Linked DNA regions of Homo sapiens: region 2 is linked to region 1. A link is an interaction called in ENCODE POLR2A ChIA-PET data of the cell type or tissue named here. Cell type or tissue: OCI-LY7. All regions are shown on one strand. Links, peaks and the distances in the headings refer to the core of each region. The heading gives the core; the rest is flanking DNA. Region 1 has its middle 14 kb from the start of ARF6. Region 2 overlaps LINC01599 (long intergenic non-protein coding RNA 1599).

The links. Peaks named below come from ENCODE experiments on the same cell type or tissue, not always from the same donor. Only the 100,000 strongest peaks of a DNase experiment are listed, where the experiment ranks them.
Region 2: POLR2A ChIA-PET joins it to region 1 with 5 read pairs; 16 of 35 experiments call an interaction of 5 or more read pairs at or near these places.

The regions. Positions count from the first base shown.
Region 1 is chr14:49,875,107-49,883,439 of GRCh38, forward strand. No RefSeq gene overlaps it. Among named protein-coding and RNA genes, the nearest start is that of ARF6, 14 kb to the right of the region's middle. RefSeq lists a silencer at 4,864-4,923 and an enhancer at 7,585-8,168. In OCI-LY7, for the core only: CTCF peaks have their summits at 4,805 (motif pointing right), 5,007 and 5,209; DNase peaks (open chromatin) are centred at 4,785 and 5,255; H3K4me3 peaks cover 292 bases; H3K27ac peaks cover 1,159 bases.
Region 2 is chr14:50,016,949-50,025,281 of GRCh38, forward strand. The region is part of intron 6 of LINC01599 (long intergenic non-protein coding RNA 1599); the gene reads right to left. Among named protein-coding and RNA genes, the nearest start is that of LINC01588, 14 kb to the left of the region's middle. RefSeq lists a silencer at 4,421-4,480. In OCI-LY7, for the core only: no CTCF peak of the experiment used is centred there; no DNase peak of the experiment used is centred there.

The DNA.
Region 1 (8,333 bases), core at 302-8,301:
AACCTGGGAGGTGGAGGTTGCAGTGAGCAGGATCGCAACAGAGGGAGACTCTGTCTCAAAAAAACAAGAAAAAAGAAATACAGGTCCAGCTGGGCAGGGTGGCTCAAGCCTGTAATCCCAGCACTTTGGGAAGCCGAGGCAGGCAGATCATGAGGGTCAGGAGTTTGAGACCAGCCTGGCCAACATAGCGAAACCCCATCTCTACTAAAAATACAAAAATTAGCTAAGCGTGGTGACGCACGCCTGTAGTACCAGCTACTCGGGAGGCTGAGGCAGGAGAATCGCTTGAACCCGGGAGGCGGAGCTTGTAGTGAGCTGAGATCCCACCACTGCACTCCATTCTGTGCAACAGAGTGAGACTCTGTCTCAAAAAAAAACAAAAAGAAAAGAAAAGAAATATAGGTCTGTAGTTTTATATTCTTTGTGTGTGTGTGCACTTATTTGTACTGAATTATCTGGTTTTAGTATCAACTTCACAAAATAACTGAGAAGTATTCCCTCCTCTTATATATCCTGAAACTATTAAAATGTTGGGTAGCAATCTCCTGGAACATAAAGGTGCATCCTATAACCATCTGGGTCATGAGATTTCTTTTTTGGCAGTTTTAAAATTATAAATTCAATTTCCTTAATGATTACAGGCTACTAGGTTGGGCGCAGTGGCTCACACCTGTAATGCCTGTAATCCCAGCAATTTGGGAGGCGGAGGCAGGAGGATCACATGATGTCAAGAATTTGAGACCAGCCTGGCTAATATGACAAAACCCCGTCTCTACTAAAAATACAAAAATTAGCCGGGTGTGGTGACAGGTGACTGTAATCCCAGCTATTTGGGAGGGTGAGGCACGAGAATCGCTTAAACTCAGGAGGCGAAGGTTGCAGTGAGCCGAGATTGCGTCACTGCACTCCAGCCTGGGTGACAGAGTGAGACTGTGTCTGAAAAAAAGAAAAAAATTAATAATAATAATAGGCTGCTAAAATTATCTATTTTATATTGGGCGAGTTGGGGTACTTTGCGCTTTTGAGAAATTGGTCTTTTCACGTGCATTGTCAAGTGTATGTGTATACAGTTGTTTGTAGCATTCTGTTATTATTTTGATATCTGCAGGGTCTATAGTGATATCTCATGTTTCACTTCTGTTATTGGTAATTTATGTCTTCTTTCTTTTTTTCTTTTTAGTCGTGATAGCAGTTGTTGCTTTAACTGATATTTTCAAAGAACAAGCTCTTTGTCTCATTGATTTTCTCTATTGTTTTTCTCGTCTCGATTTTATTGATTTCTACTCTTATTATTTCTTTCCTTTTATTGCTTTGGATTTATTTTGCTCTTTTTAAAGTAGGTTCTTGAGATGGGAGTTTAGAATATTAGTTTGTGAGTTTTCCTCTTCTAATGTGCGCATTTAGTGCTATAAATTTCTCTCTAAGCAGTACGTTAGCTGTGTCCTTATAATTATGATATACTGTATTTTCTTTTTTTTTTTCATAGAGGTAGGGTCTCACCTTGTCACCCAGGTTGGTCTCAAACTCCTAGCTTCAAGCAATCCTCCTGCCTCAGCCTGATATGTTGTATTTTCATCTTTTTCTTTTTTTTTCTTTTTCTATTTTTTGAGACAAGGTCTTGACCTGTTGCCCAGGCTGGAGTTCAGCGACGTGATCATGGCTGGCTGCCACCTGTCACCCCAGGGCTGAAGTAACCCTCCTGCCTCAGCCTCCTGAGTAGCTGGGACTATAGGCAAGCACCACCAAGCCTGGCTTTTTTTTTTTTTTTAAAGAGATGGGGTCTCACTATGTTGCCCAGGCTGGTCTTGAACTCCTGGGCTCAACAGATCCTCCCGCCTTGGCCTCCCAAAGTTCTGGGATTATAGGCATGAGCCACCGCACCTGGCCTGTATTTCCATTTTCATTTATTTCAATGTATTTTCATTTCCCTGAGACTTACTTTTTGGCCCATGGATTATTCAGAAGCATGTTGTTTATTTTCCAAGTGTTTAGAGACTTCCCTGCTACCTTTCTGTTATTGATTTCTACTTTGAGTCCATTGTAGCTGGAGAACATACTCTGTATCATTTCTTTTTTTTTTTTTTTTTTGAGATGGAGTTTCACTTTTTTTGAGATGGATTTTCGCTCTTGTTGCCCAGGCTGGAGTGCAATGGTGTGATCTCGGCTTACTGCAACATCCGCCTCCTGGGTTCAAGCAATTCTCCTGCCTCAGCCTCCCTAGTAGCTGGGATTACAGGCAGGCAGCTGCCACCACGCCCAGCGAATTTCTTGTATTTTTAGTAGAGACTGGGATTCACTATATTGGCCAGGCTGGTCTTGAATTCCTGACCTCAGGAAATCCACCCGCCTCAGCCTCCCAAAGTGCTGAGATTACAGGTGTGAGCCACCGTGCCCAGCCCCGCTTCAATTCTTTATATATTTATTGAGGTTTGTTTTATAGCCCAGGGTATGGTCTATTTTGGTATATGTTCCATGGGCACTTGATAATAAGATACGTGATATGTTGTCTTTCAGTCCTCAGTTTTTGCTGATATTTATGTTCTTTTATTCTTCTCTGCTTATAATTGTCTTATTTATTTATTTATTTATTTATTTATTTTTGAGATGGAGTTTCGCTCTTGTTGCCCAGGCTGAAGTGCAATGGTGCAATCTCGGCTCACCACAACCTCCGCCTCCTGGGTTCAAGCAATTCTCCTGCCTCAGCCTCCCAAGTAGCTGGGATTACAGGCATGCGCCACCACAACTGGCTAATTTTGTATTTTTAGTAGAGACGGGGTTTCTCCACGTTGGTCAGTCTGGTCTCGAACTCTCGACCTCAGGTGATCCACCCGCCTCGGCCTCCCAAAGTGCTGGGGTTACAGGCATGAGTCACCGCACACAGCCCTTTTCTTTTTTCTTTATGAGCAAGGACTTGAGCAATAATTGTCTTTACTATGCCCTCTACATACATTTAGAACTACATTGGAGAGTTATAACTTTTACTTCAATCATCAAACATAATTTAGAAAACTCAAGAGGAGAAGAAAAATCGATTGCATTTACCCATATTTTTGCTTACCATGTTCTTTCTTGCTTCCTGATGTACCAACATTCCTTTTTCTAAAAAAAATCCTTTCCTTTCTGTTTAGAGAAATTCCAACTTCTTTTAGCTATTTTTTTAAAAATTGTAGAGATGGAGCCAGGTGCAGTGGCTCACGCCTGTAATCCAAGCACTTTGGGAGGCCGAGACGGGTGGATCACCTGAGGTCAGGAGTTCAAGACCAGCCTGGCCAATATGGTGAAACCCCATCTCTACTAAAAATACAAAAATTAGTCGGGCCTGGTGGCGCATGCCTGTAATTCCAGTTACTCAGGAGGCTAAGGCAGGAGAATTGCTTGAACCCAGGAGGTGGAGGCTGCAGTGAGCCGAGATTATGCCACTGCACTCCAGCCTGGGCAACAGAGCAAGACTCTGTCTCAAGAAGAATTTAAAAATTAAAAAAAAATTGTGGAGATGCGGGTCTCACTATGTTGTCTCGGCTGGTCTCAAACTCCTTGCCTCAAATGATCCTCCTGCCTCGGCCTCCCAAAGTGCTGGGATTACAGGTGTGAGTCACTGTGCCCAGCCCTTCTTTATATCTTCTTTATCTCTGCTGAGACTTTCTATTTCTTTGCTGAGACTATTTTTTAATTGTTTCAAGTGTGTTCATAATTGCTAATTAAAGCATTTTTTATGCTGGCTGCAGTAAAAACTTTGTCATATTATTCTAACATCTTTTTCATCTTGATGCTGACATTTATTGTCTTTTTTCATTCAATTTGATATATTGTTATAATGAGTGATTTTTGGTGGTGACCTGAATATTCTGAGTATTATGTTATAAGACTCTGGATGTTATTTATTTTTAATTTAATTAATTAATTTATTTATTTATTTTGAGATGGAATCTCCCTCTGTTGCCCAGGCTGGAGTGCAGTGGCAGGATCTCGGCTCACTAAACCTCTGACTCCCGAGTTCAAGCTATTATCCTGCCTCAGCCTCCCAAGTAGCTGGGATTACAGGTGCATGCCACCACACCCAACTAATTTTTATATTTTTAGCAGAGATAGGGTTTCACCATGTTGGCCAGGCTGGTCTCGACCACCTGACCTCAAGTGATCCACCCGACTTGGCCTCCCAAACTGCTGGGATTGTAGGTGTGAGCCATCCCACCCGGCCTAATTTTAATTTTTAATTAAGATTCCCCATTGTTAAGCAATGAACCTTATTTATTTATTGAGATGGAGTCTCACTGTGTCACCATCTCGGCTCACTTCAACCTCTGCCTCCTGGGGTCAAGTGATCCTCATGCTCATGCCTTAGCCTCCCAAATAGCTGGGATCACAAACCTGTACCACCACACCTGGCTTTTTTCTTTTTCTCTTTTTTTTTTTTTTTTTGAGACAGAGTCTCACTCTGTCGCCCAGGCTGGAGTGCAGTGGCATGATCTCGGCTCACTGCAACCTCTGCCTCCTGGGTTCATGTGATTCTCCCGCCGCAGCCTCTGGAGTAGCTACGACTACAGGTGCACACCACCATGCCCAGCTAATTTTTTGTATTTTTTGTAGAGATGGGGTTTCACCATGTTGGCCAGGCTGGTCTTGAACTCCTGACCTCAGGTGATCTGCAGCGCCTCAGCCTCCCAAAGTGCTGCGATTACAGGTGTGACTCACCCCACCCGGCCACTGCACCCAGCTGGATCTTACTTAAACTTCTGTTTTAGCTGGCCTCCTCTAACACCAGCAAGGAAAGAGGAGCACTACCTTGTTACTGCCAGATGGGGGCAGATGTCCAGGTTCCTCATTTGGCCTCTGTTGACAACCTAGGAGTGGCTCCTTGTTACTACAAGGTGAGGGTGGGAGTACTCGCTCCCCACTAGGCCTCCAGTGATAGCTCCCTGGCTGGAAAGCGTAAGAGTACATTATGCTCCCCATGGGGTTTTCACTGACTCTATACCACAAGGGAGGCTGGTATTGGGGGTGAGGGAGTAAAAGAAAAAAACCTGTTTTCCAGCGGGGCGCAGTGGCTCACGCCTGTAATACTAGCACTTTGGGAGGCCAAGGTGGGTGGATCACCTGAGGTCGGGAGTTTGAGACCAGCCTGGCCAACGTGGCGAAACCTCCGTCTCTACAAAAAATACAAAAAATTAGCCGGGTGTGGTGGCAGTCGCCTATAATCCCAGCTACTAGGCAGGGTGAGGCAGGAGACTCGCTTGAACCTGGGGGGCGGCGGAGGTTGCAGTAAGCCTAGGTGGCACCACTTCACTCCAGCCTGGGCAAAAGAGTGAAACTCTGTCTCAAAAAAAAAAAAAAAAGAAGAAGAAAAAAACTGTTTTCCTGTACACTCATGAAACTTCTGACACCAAATGTGTGGAGTTTTCCCTCACAGTAAGCAATTCTCCAGCTCTCTAGATCCCAGTCGGGTGTACTACAATTATGACAGTAACTACCCAGAATTAGCACAGACCACACAGGTTAAGGGTTCAGTCTCACAAGACTATCCCAGTTCAGAAGTCAGTCTCAAATTCCAAGTTGTGACTTGTACTTCTGACCCACTGGCTATAAATCAGGGGCTCCCATGACTCCCTCCTGGGGCTTGATAATTTGCTGGATGGCTCGAGGAACTCAGGAAAGCACTTTACTTGCAATTACCCGTTTATTATAAAGAATACAATTCAGGAAGAGCCAAATGAAAGAGATGGATTGGGGCCAGGCACAGTGGCTCACGTTTGTAATTCCAGCACTTTGAGAAGTGGTAGTAGGTGGATTGCTTGAGTCCAGGAGTTTGAGACCAGCCTGGGCAACACAGTGAGACTGTCTCAAAAAAAAAAAACAAAAACAAAAACAAAGAAAGAGATACATTGGGCAAGGTATAGGAATGGATGGGCTGTATGAGGGTTCCAGGCCCTTGCTAGAGGTGCCACCCTTCTAGCACCTCAGTGTGTTCACCAACCCAGAACCTCTCCAAACCTTGTCGGTTAGGGATTTTATGGAGGTTCTATTATGTAGGCATGATTAATTAAGTCAGTGGCCATTGGTGACTAAGATCCTCTCCCTTCCCTGGAGTTCAAGGTGTGGGACTGAACATTCTATCCAGGGTTGGTTCCTCTGGCAACTAACCCCTATCCTCTAAGAGTTACCTCATTAGCATAAATTCAGGAATGGTTAAACGGGCTTATTACTGTTAACTTAAAAAAAATCACAAGATTTATAAATTTAGAAGTGGAGACTTTATTTCTTGTAAAGTGTTACAGCCTGCAAGGTGGCCATCCCAGAGGCTGGGAAACGCAGCCTCCAGTAGAGACCTGGAAACAGGCATTTCAAAGGAGGAGGGGCTGGGGTAGGAGCTTTATGCTGAAGGAGTTGGCTAAACATACATATTTAACAGGCTAGAGGAGGAGCTATGAATATTCATGAAGGTGGTCCTGGTGCATGCATGTTGAATAAACATGCATGTTACTTATGAACTATGTTCACCTTGGGGTGGAGACTCAACATTTAAATGTATTACGGTTAGGCCCTATTCATCAGAGGTCTTTTCAGGACACAAAAGGACTTTTAAGCACGCAGTCTACGTAAACTGGCTAGACCCAGTCCTTGGTCAGTGGTCTTCTTATCAGGAGAAAGTTACTGAAATCAATCTCTTGTCCAATCAGAGCTGTAGTTATGGCTTATGGAACAAAGTCAGTTGGTCAGCATGTGGTGGTTGTAAGCTGCAACTGCTTCAACATTGTTTATCTCAAGGCCAGTGCTTATTTAGCTGCTAGAGAAAAAGAAAAACCTTGTGGTGGTTAGGACATAGGTTATTCTTTAAGTGTAGGAGTGCATGGCTTAACACTTGCCTGGCATGGCCTTAGATCCTGTTTATAATTTGTATCTTATTATCATAAAGATAATCTGTTCTGTCAGTCTTTTTTTTTTTTTTTTTTTTTTTGAGATGGAGCTTCGCTCTTTTGCCCAGGCTGGAGTGCAATGGCGCGATCTTGGCTCACCACAACCTCCGCCTCCCAGGTTCAAGTCATTCTCTTGCCTCAGCCTCTTGTGTAGCTGGGATTACAGGCATGTGCCACCACACGTGGCTAATTTTGTATTTTTAGTAGAGACGGGGTTTCTCCATATTGGTCAGGCTGGTCTCGAACTCCCGACCTCAGGTGATCTGCCCGCCTCGGCCTCCCAAAGTGTTGGGATTACAGCCGTGAGCTACTGTGCCCTTCTGTCAGTCTTTTTGAGACAGGGTCTTGCTCTGTTACCCAGGCTGGAGTGCCAGGGCACAATCATGGCTCACTGCAGCCTCGAACTCCAGGCTCAAGTGATCCTCCACCTCACCCTTCCAAGTAGTTGGTACCACGGGTGTGCACCACCATGACCAGCTAATTTTATTTTATTTTACTTTTGTAGATGCGGAGGGTGGGAGGGTGGTCTCCCTGTGGTGTTCAAGTGAAACCCCATTGCAAAATTGGAACTGACGCAGGGAAAGAGATCTGAACCTAACCAACTCCAACTTGCTTCTAATCTCCTATCTGTCCTTGTTCATTCCTGGGCATAGGCCAAAGTAACTTTGGGAGGCACTTAGTTTTTAGTTTATGGTTTAAAGCAAAGATGATAACAGCCCTTTCCCAAAACAAACCCCTTTCTTGCCTGGAGACTAGGCTGCCTTTGTGGGACTAACAAACTAGCCAAAAGATTAAAAATTATGGTTTAGGAGTCATGCAGCTGGAGGCGATAAGATTCTGACCCTTCCCAAATTGCTCCTGGGGCTAACATCACTATTGTAAAGATTCAGATCAGTGCTTGAGATATTTTGCAAACTCTGAACTTGATGGATCAACTGGCACCACCCAGACTGATACATTGACTCATGTGATCTTGTTGCCCCCACCCAGGAACTGACTCAGCGCAAGAGGAAAGCTTCAACTCCCTTCCATTTCGTCTCCTACTTGACCAATCAGCACTCTTGACTCACTGGCTGCCCCCTCACCCACCAAGTTGTCCTTAAAAACTCCGATCCTGGGCTCGGTGGGGTGGCTCACGTCTGTAATCCCAGCACTTTGGGAGGCAGAGGCGGGCGGATCAATTTGAGACCAGCCTGGCCAACATGGCAAAAACCCATCTCTACTAAAAATACAAAAATTAGTCTGGCGTGATGGCACGCCTGTAATCCCAGTTACTCGAGAGGCTGAGGCAGGAGAATCGCTTGCCTCCCTTGCTGGGAGGCTGAGGTTGCAGTGAGATTGCACCACTGCACTCCAGCCTGGGCAACAGAGTGAGACTACCTCTCAAAAAAAACGAAAAACAAAACAACAAAAATCCTACTC
Region 2 (8,333 bases), core at 58-8,057, 140 kb after region 1:
TGACCTTGTGATCCGCCTGCCTCAGCCTCCCAATTGCTGGGATAACAGGCGTGAGCCACCACGCCCAGCCTCCTGTGTGTCTTATTCCAATTCAATTCAGCAGCATTCTTTGAACCCCTACTGATACCAGGCTCTATGTGATGGATTAAGACAGCTCACAATGAGAAGAGGGGCAGAGGGATAGCCTGCTGCCTGGGCGCTGATGTCCTCATTGATTCTCAGTTAGGGCAAAACCTCAGGGAGTTCCATATGTAGCCCTGGGCTCTCTCTTCTGGTCTCAGCATTTGAAAACCTCCTCGGGAACCCCAGCAACTCTTTAGCTTAATAAATGAGAGGAGGATGGTCTTGGTGAGACCGCTGAGGAATATTTGACATCGCTCAGGTCCTGGCCCACACCCCCCCGAGTCACCAGGTGAATGAAGCAGAAATGTGTCTGCCTTGGGCAGAGCCATGGCTGCTTTCTCTCTTCATGGTCTCCAAATTGAGGGGGAGGGGAATTGACAGCTTTTCCCTTTGGCTTCACTCTCCCCTCATTTCTTTCTGCAAGGAGTCTCAGGATCTCTTTTCATTTTCACATAGAAACAACCCCTGCCTCCAAACCCTTGGAGTCTTTCTCAGAGAATTCCATCTTGGCTGTTTCCTTCAGCATCGACAAAAGCTGGACCATCACAAGGGGCTTCTCCTCCTTATTTTTGAAAGAAGAGCACAAGAAAAGAGCCTTCCAAAGTGAGCCCCAAATGCTGACTTGCTGCTCCCCCATTAAAGTCGGTGTTGGCCCTCACTCTGTCTTATTTTAAGCAGCAGTGCTTCTGTAGAGCAGAGCTAAAGATTCAGCAAGACAGGATAGGTCTTTTATGGCTGCCCCCAGGTCTGCCCTCAGAGACTTCCAGAAAAGCCTTCCTCTCTGTCACTTTGCCTGATTCGCCATTAGCATTCCTGCAGCAGGTCAGCAGGTCTTGGGTACCCAAGTTCCAGCTACATGAGCTATAAAATCCCAAGCAGAACTGGAGCATCAAATTGCTGTGGGTTCATTTTTGGCTGGCAGGCCTCTTCTATTAGCACCATAAACACCACCACTATCCCCACAACACACACAGAGAAATACAGCCTGAGGATAAGAAGGCACATTGAGGAGCTGAGGGCGCTGGTGAGGAGGGGACTGGTCCACTAGCCATGACGAGGAATCCCTTTACAAAGGGGCCAGCTTTGATGTGGGAGTGGAGCAGGGAAATCTAGAAAGCCTCCATCAGAGACGGAATCCAAGACCTGCAGTCCCAGGACTCTGGTTCTGTTTAGACTCTTAGGTTATTCCTCCTTATGGGAAATCCTGGAACTGGACCAGCTTCTGTGATAACCTGCAACCCTGGGGACACATTCAATTTGCAGATGTGTTGCACAATATTGAGCAAAGGTTGATTCAACATTTATAAGCTGGGAGTCGCAGATTCATGGCTTCTTTTGGAGAAACAGTAGGTATTGGTACCCCAGGCCCTCGTGGCCAAATAGACTGGGCCTTTTAAATAGAGTGAATGACTCACAAGTTTGCACTTTCCACCGCTCCCTGTGACAGCCCTCATAAGAGGCCAGGTGATCCTGACCTTGCACGTGCACTGCTGTTTATTCTTATAGTGGAAAAACGTTTCTCTGTATACTCATTGCCATCAAACGTGATTTCCCACACAGGACTTCCCTGACTCCTGAAGGTATTTGATTTTGCAACCCCTGATCTAAAGCGCCTTGATTAGCCTGGATTGTTTCAATCACAAGGGATGGAAGATAAACCCATCCAATTTAAACAAAAATAAAAAGAGAGGCTGACAGGCTCCCGGTGCTGGGAAGGATTCCTGGGCAGTCACAGAATGGAAGGAGGGACTGCAGGAATCACAGAAAATGACCAGTGAACTCTGCCAGGATTCTGTCTCCAGCTCTCCTTCCTGCCTGTCTCTGTCTTTGGATGTTGGCCTCATTCTCTTTCGGCAGAGACGCCTTTGCCACGTGGTGAGGATCATGGCCACCAGAAGTCCCAATTTAGAAATCCCAGTAGAAAAAAGAGCTTCCTGTCTCCAGTTCTGAAAATCAATCCCAGGAAAGGATGCTGGCCTCACTTGGGTCATATGCTATAGAGCTGAAGGCTATTTTCTTTTCAAATCAAACACTTATGTAGCTAGTCACTGTTCTAAGCAGGTCACGAATATTAACTTATTTAAACCATATTTTAAAGAGCCTATGAGTTAGGTGTCATTATTGCCTCCATTGCAAATAAAGAAAGTGAGCCCCAGAGATGTTAAGTGGCTATCCCAAGGCCACAAAGCTATTAATTAATGGAGTTGACATTTGAAGCCAGCCAGCCTGGCTCCAGGGACTATGCTTGTACCCCATTGTATGGTTGTGCAGGTTTGTACCACATAACTCCAGGAAAGCAACCACTGAACTTACACAGAGCATGACCTGTACAGGTGTTGTGGAGAGCCTGCACGTGCCTGAAATTTAATAACCAGTCCTAGAATTTGACCTGTTTTGGATATTCCGGCTCAGTTTCTACATCTGTAAAGTGAGAGGATAAGCGTTATCTTCTGGGATTGTTAGGATTTGGGGAGATAAGTAACCATCTAGCATGGCTCTCGGCACAAAGAATGCTCTAGAAAAGGTCAGCCATTAAAGACTTAACTTTCTTCCTGGCTCTCATGGGCAGGTGTCATTCCCAGCCCTCTGCTCTCACTTATGACAACATCTAGTCTGTACCTCTGAGAATTACACAGGCCCTGCCACCTCTCCTAGTTTAGCCTTGGCTTTCTAGGATGAAACATAAGCCCTGCTCCCTGTTAAGGAGGGTTGCAAAGGGCAGGGATAAGGCCAGGTGCTGAGTATGTGGGTGGATGGGTGGGTGGTGGCTGAGGGGAATCAGGGCAAGTGATGGAAGAACACCAGGTGCTTTCATGATGAACTGTGATGTGGGTGAATGAGATGAAATACAAAGGAAAAGGAGCAGAAAGAGAGGCAGGGAGAATGCAACTACCAAAACAAGTAAAATTCTGTGACTGATCATTGAGCTTTACAGTTAAAGGAAACTTAGAGGTGATCCAGTTGAGAGGCTATTCAACCTTTTTTTAAAAATAAGATCTTACGCAGGACCCAATTCTGCAAAATGGATAGAGGCAAGGTGCCCTGGATGGGTGAGGGCAGGGGACTTAGGGAGCTGTTAGTTTGGCTTTCCTGTTGCCCTGCACGCAGGGCTCCTATGAACAAAGTTTGAAAACCAGACCTGGGTCAATCCAGGATCCAACACCACCACAAATATTACCCACTTTGTTTGTACTCTACAAATAAATTATGTCATTATTCATGCCACAGCTTAATATCTAAAGAAATGGCCATTTTATTTGCTCATGATTCTGTGGGGCAGCCATTTGGGCTGGGCTCAGCAGGGTGGTTTTCTAAAGTTACTTCTGCAGCCACTGTCATCTAGAGGCTTGAATGGGGCTGGATCTTTTAAGATGACCTCACTCACATGTCTGGGGGTTGGTACTGGCTGTTGGCTGGGTTTCTCTCTATGTATGGTCTCTCATCCTCAAAGAGGCTATTCTGGGATTCTTTACATGTAGTACCAAGTTCTAAGAGGGCAAGAATGGAAGTTGAAAGGCCTCTTGAGCTAGAAAGTCACATAGAATCACTTTTGTTACATTCTACTGGTCAATGCCAGTCACAAGTTGCTTTTCCCAGAATCAAAGAGTGGAAAAATAGACTCTTGATGAGAAGAATGTCAAAGTCACATGGAAAAGAGTTGTTTGTACAGGAATGGGAGAATTTTTGACTATTTTTTTTTTGCAACCTACCACATTGCCTTATTTTCTATAACCTTTTTTTAATAAATTTGGCATGTATCTGGGTATACAGATTTATAGTATGTGTGGGAGAATGTGGCAAACTCTGCTAGTTCTCTACTCATTATTCATTCTCCATTTCTTTTCTTTTTTTATCTTTCTCCATTTTTTTCTTATTAACACAACCTCAGTTATTTTTTCTCAGGGTGGCAATGTGCCCAGTTACAAATATTCATATCCCCAGATTCCCTCACAGCCAGGGTCACTGCATGACCCAGTTCTGGACAATGAATGTAACTAGAAGTTTCCTGGGCAGGGGCTCCAGGAAGGCTGTTAATTTCTGTATAAAAGGGAACAGACTCAGTAGCACTTGCCTTTTTTCTTTTTCCCTTTTTCCTTTCTGTCTCATTCTTGTCTGGATCACATATGCCACATTTAAGGGTAGAGCAGCCATCCTGAAATCATGAGAATAATGAAAAACATGGCAGAATAGAAGAACTGAAGAAACCTGATCTCTAATGGCATCACAGGACCCCTATTCTGGTCCTGGACTCCCTACCTCTGGGCTTCTTTTTGTCTAAGAAAAATAAGCCCTAATTGGTTAAGTCACTAGAGTTGTGGTTTCTTCTACCGAAACTGGAAGTGATGAGGAGACGAGGCTGAGAAAGAAATCAGGAGGCTGACTGCGAAGATCCATGACTATTAAGAAGACACCATAGCTGCTATGAAAACTGAAATGAGTTTCTGCCTTTTATGTGCATAGATGTTTGTGTGTATTTGGATGTGCATGAGTCTAGACAGATGTGAGTTTGGGTGTGGGGGTGGGAGTGAATGTGTGTATGTAAGGAAATGCTATAGTTGTTGCAAAATTTAAAATCAAATCAGAGTCCAGATTTTCAAAAACTGAAATAATAAGTTAAAATGAAAAGGTAAGTTTAGTGGTGATGACTATAAACCTTGTACTTGGGAATTTTAAAATATATCAGGATGGGAGGGTCTAGTTTCACAGCCTGGGGGTTTGAGTTGTCTGCAAAGGCTCAGAATGAGCTCACAGAGTGAGCTGTTGTGCCAAGAGCTGTGGCTCGCCCTCCAACTGAAGTGTTCATCTAGGATCCAGAGCACAGGGCAGAATTCCCTCAAGCTCTGTATGGTCAGAGCTCTGGGAGCAAGCATCATGTTTATCCCAGGACTGGTTAATGGAGCCCATCCAGAGGAAGACCGAGATGCCATCCAGGGATCTGGGAAAGTTTAAGCTGGACAAGAGAAGACTTGGAGGGGCCTGATAATAACTGTAATACGCGTTGATCATTATGTACAAACTATGCCTAAAACCTGGTTTCTTAAACCAACAATAACCGTTCATTTGTTCACAGTTCTGCAGTCTGGGCCAGGGAGCTTTCCTCTGTGCCATGTGGTGTCATGGTGTTGGCTGGGCTCCTTGATAGATCTGGGGCCAGCTGGTAAGTCAACTGGGGTTGGAGGAGCCCTGATGGCTTCACTCACACATCTATGGCCTCAGCTGGAATGGGCACATCCCTTCTCATGTTCTTTCACCATTCTTCTCCACAGAGCCTCTCATACTCAGGGAGGCTAGCCTAGACTTCATGACTTCTCAAGGCAGCAAGACAGTGAAAGTGGCTGCTACAGGGCTCTAAAAGCCCGGGCTCAGAATTTCTGTTGCTTTCCACTGGACTGAGAAACTCACAAGAGCAGCCAAAGTAAGAATGTAGAAAGTGACTACACAAAAGTACAAATTCAGGAGTGTGACTGATTGAGGACCACTTTGTGGCAGTCTATCAAAAAACTAGTATCTATAATTTCTATGGTCTTTATAGTTCACAAAGGACATTTACTTGCACTAACTTAATTTTATCCTTACCACTAAACTGAGATATGGTTAGTGGTGTGCTGGTAAAACAACAAACAAACAAAAAGCCCTCATTGGTAGCATTTGCCAATTTCCATGGTATAAATATCCTACAGTACCAAGTTCAAGAGACCAATATGAGATCACTCATTGCAGAAGTATAGATACACTGCCTGCAATGGGGGGTAGTATCTCTACTTGCAAATGAGGTTATGGGACTTTTTCAAATTCACACGCAATCAATAGGGGCGGAGCTGAGACTCACCCAAGACCCAAACTGTATGCTTTAGTCACAACATCACCTTGCCTCATAGCAATTTTCTTCAAACATCTGAAAGATTGCTATAGAGAAGGAGTAGCCCTATGCTAGGTTGCCCCAGGAGGTAAAGTAAGAGTTGTTTTGTTTTCTTTTGTTTGAGACGGAGTCTTGCTCTGTGGCCCAGGCTGGAGCGCAGTGGCACAATCTCGGCTCACTGCAACCTCTGCCTCCTGGGTTCAAGTGATTCTCCTGCCTCAGCCTCCTGAATAGCTGGGACTATAGGCACGTACCACCACACCTGGCTAATTTTTGTGTTTTTTTTTTTTTTTTTTTTTTTAGTAGAGACAGGGTTTCACCGTGTTGGCCAGGCTGGTCTTGAACTCCTGACCTTGTGATCTGCCCACCTTGGCCTCCCAAAGTACTGGGATTGCAGGCGTGAGCCACCGTGCCTGACCTGTAAAGTAAGAGTTAATACAAATGAGTTTCAGAGAGGCTGACTTTAGTATAAGAAAGTCAATATGAAAATCAGTTCTACAATAATAGAGTCATCCAAAGAGAATGAATTGCTTTGTATCATCATGGTCTTCCTATCATGAAGGTGTTTGTCAGAGGCTAGACCCTTGAAGATTTCAGAATTAACAAAGAGGTTAAATTAGATGGCCTCTAAAGTTCCATTTATCTCTTGGATTCTGGTTGTTTAAGAGCGTTTTGAAATCCAGATCCGGAATCACTTAATGTCCTTTTGAGACTGAAGAAGGCAAGTGAAGGGAAGAGAAAGGAAGGGAAGAAAGAGGGAAGGTGAGTGTTAAATTTTGGGAGGAGCTTGGCCAGATGAGAAGTCCCAGTCCTGGAGAGCTAGCTGTCCTGAGTAATTCAGGGATGGAACATGGGTCTTCACGAGGGTAACTGACTCTGCTCCAGCTCGCAGAGCCATATGACTCATAATATGAAAGCACAACCTTTATTTTATCCCAAGCCAGTTCAAATGGCAGCAGAGAGCCCCGATCTTGTGTCTGAAATGTTAGGATGTTCTCAGTGTAGCAGGATGCAACCGCAGATCTTAGCTGTTTACAAATCCTCTTTCTTTCCAATCAGGCTTCTTTATTTTTTCTCAGAAGGAAACCTTGCTGAGGATTTTGGCAGTTAACTCTCTTTGGCTCAAACAGAACCCAACTCCTCCTACCCCACACTGCCCCAGCTCAGCTCTGCAGGGGTCTTAGGGGATCTGCTTGGAGTCTGGCCATCTCCCCGCTTAGCCCTGGGGGCTTCCTGGGCAGTTACAGGTTGCGGTTTTATACTGAGAACTACAAAACTGGAAGCTTTCCTGAAGGAGCAGCTCAAAACTTGAGGATGAAATCTCAGCATTTGAGAATAAACACCCAGGATATTTCCTGGGATGACTCAGGCTTCACCAAACACGCCAAGAAATTACACGGGTAATTGTAAGGCTTTGGTGCTTCCAGGGAATGCTCAAGATGGTTACTGAAGTAGATAACTCATCTCTGAGAATAAGTCATTCTCCTTAAAAACTGCAAAGTCCATGCATCTCCAGTTCTGAGGAGCTGGTATTTCCCTGTGCCAAACTCAAAGAAAGGAAGGCAAGTTGACTGAGTGAAACCCGGCCTTTCTCTTTCAGCAGGCAGCTCCCAGAGCAGAAGCAGCCCCATCAGAGATTTTCCAGCCTGGTGTGGTGGCTCCCGCCTGTAATCCCAGCACTTTGGGAGGCCAACGTGGGAGGATCACTTGAGCACAGCAGTACAAGGCCAGCCTGGGCAACATAACGAGACTCTGCCTCTAAAAAAAATATTTTTTAAGTTGGCCAAGCATGGTGGTGTACACCTGTAGTTCCAGCTACTTAGGAGGCTGAAGTGGGAGGATGGCTTGAGCCCAGGGATTTGAGGCTGCAGTGAGCTATGATTGTGCCACTGCACTCCAGCCTGGGCAACAGAGCAAGACCCTGTCTCAAAGAAAAAAAAATTCTAAGGGCACTTTAACATCGAGGTTCCCTGGTGCCCATTCAATAATATGCTCCGTGAGGTCCAGCAGATCCCAGTTACCAGTGGGTAGAAGGATCTGGAAGGGTTGGGCAGGATGTGAAATAAGAAGCAATGATGGTCTCAAGAACTGCTCAGGTGCTAGCAGTTGCTAGGATGACGGTACTCCACTCTGAAAAACATTTAGGCAATTAGGAAGCCCCATCATTTTACACACAAACTGGTCCTGGCTCCTGTATACCAGGAGCGCCCTCTCCCCAGGCTCGGTGTGCCCTCACTTATTTCTGTTTGCTTGTGCACAGAAATAGATCTGGAAACCTCAGGGAACAGGGCAGGAGCTATTAAATTAGAGCTCACTGTTCCCATTTCCTCATTCAGCAAACGGCAGGACT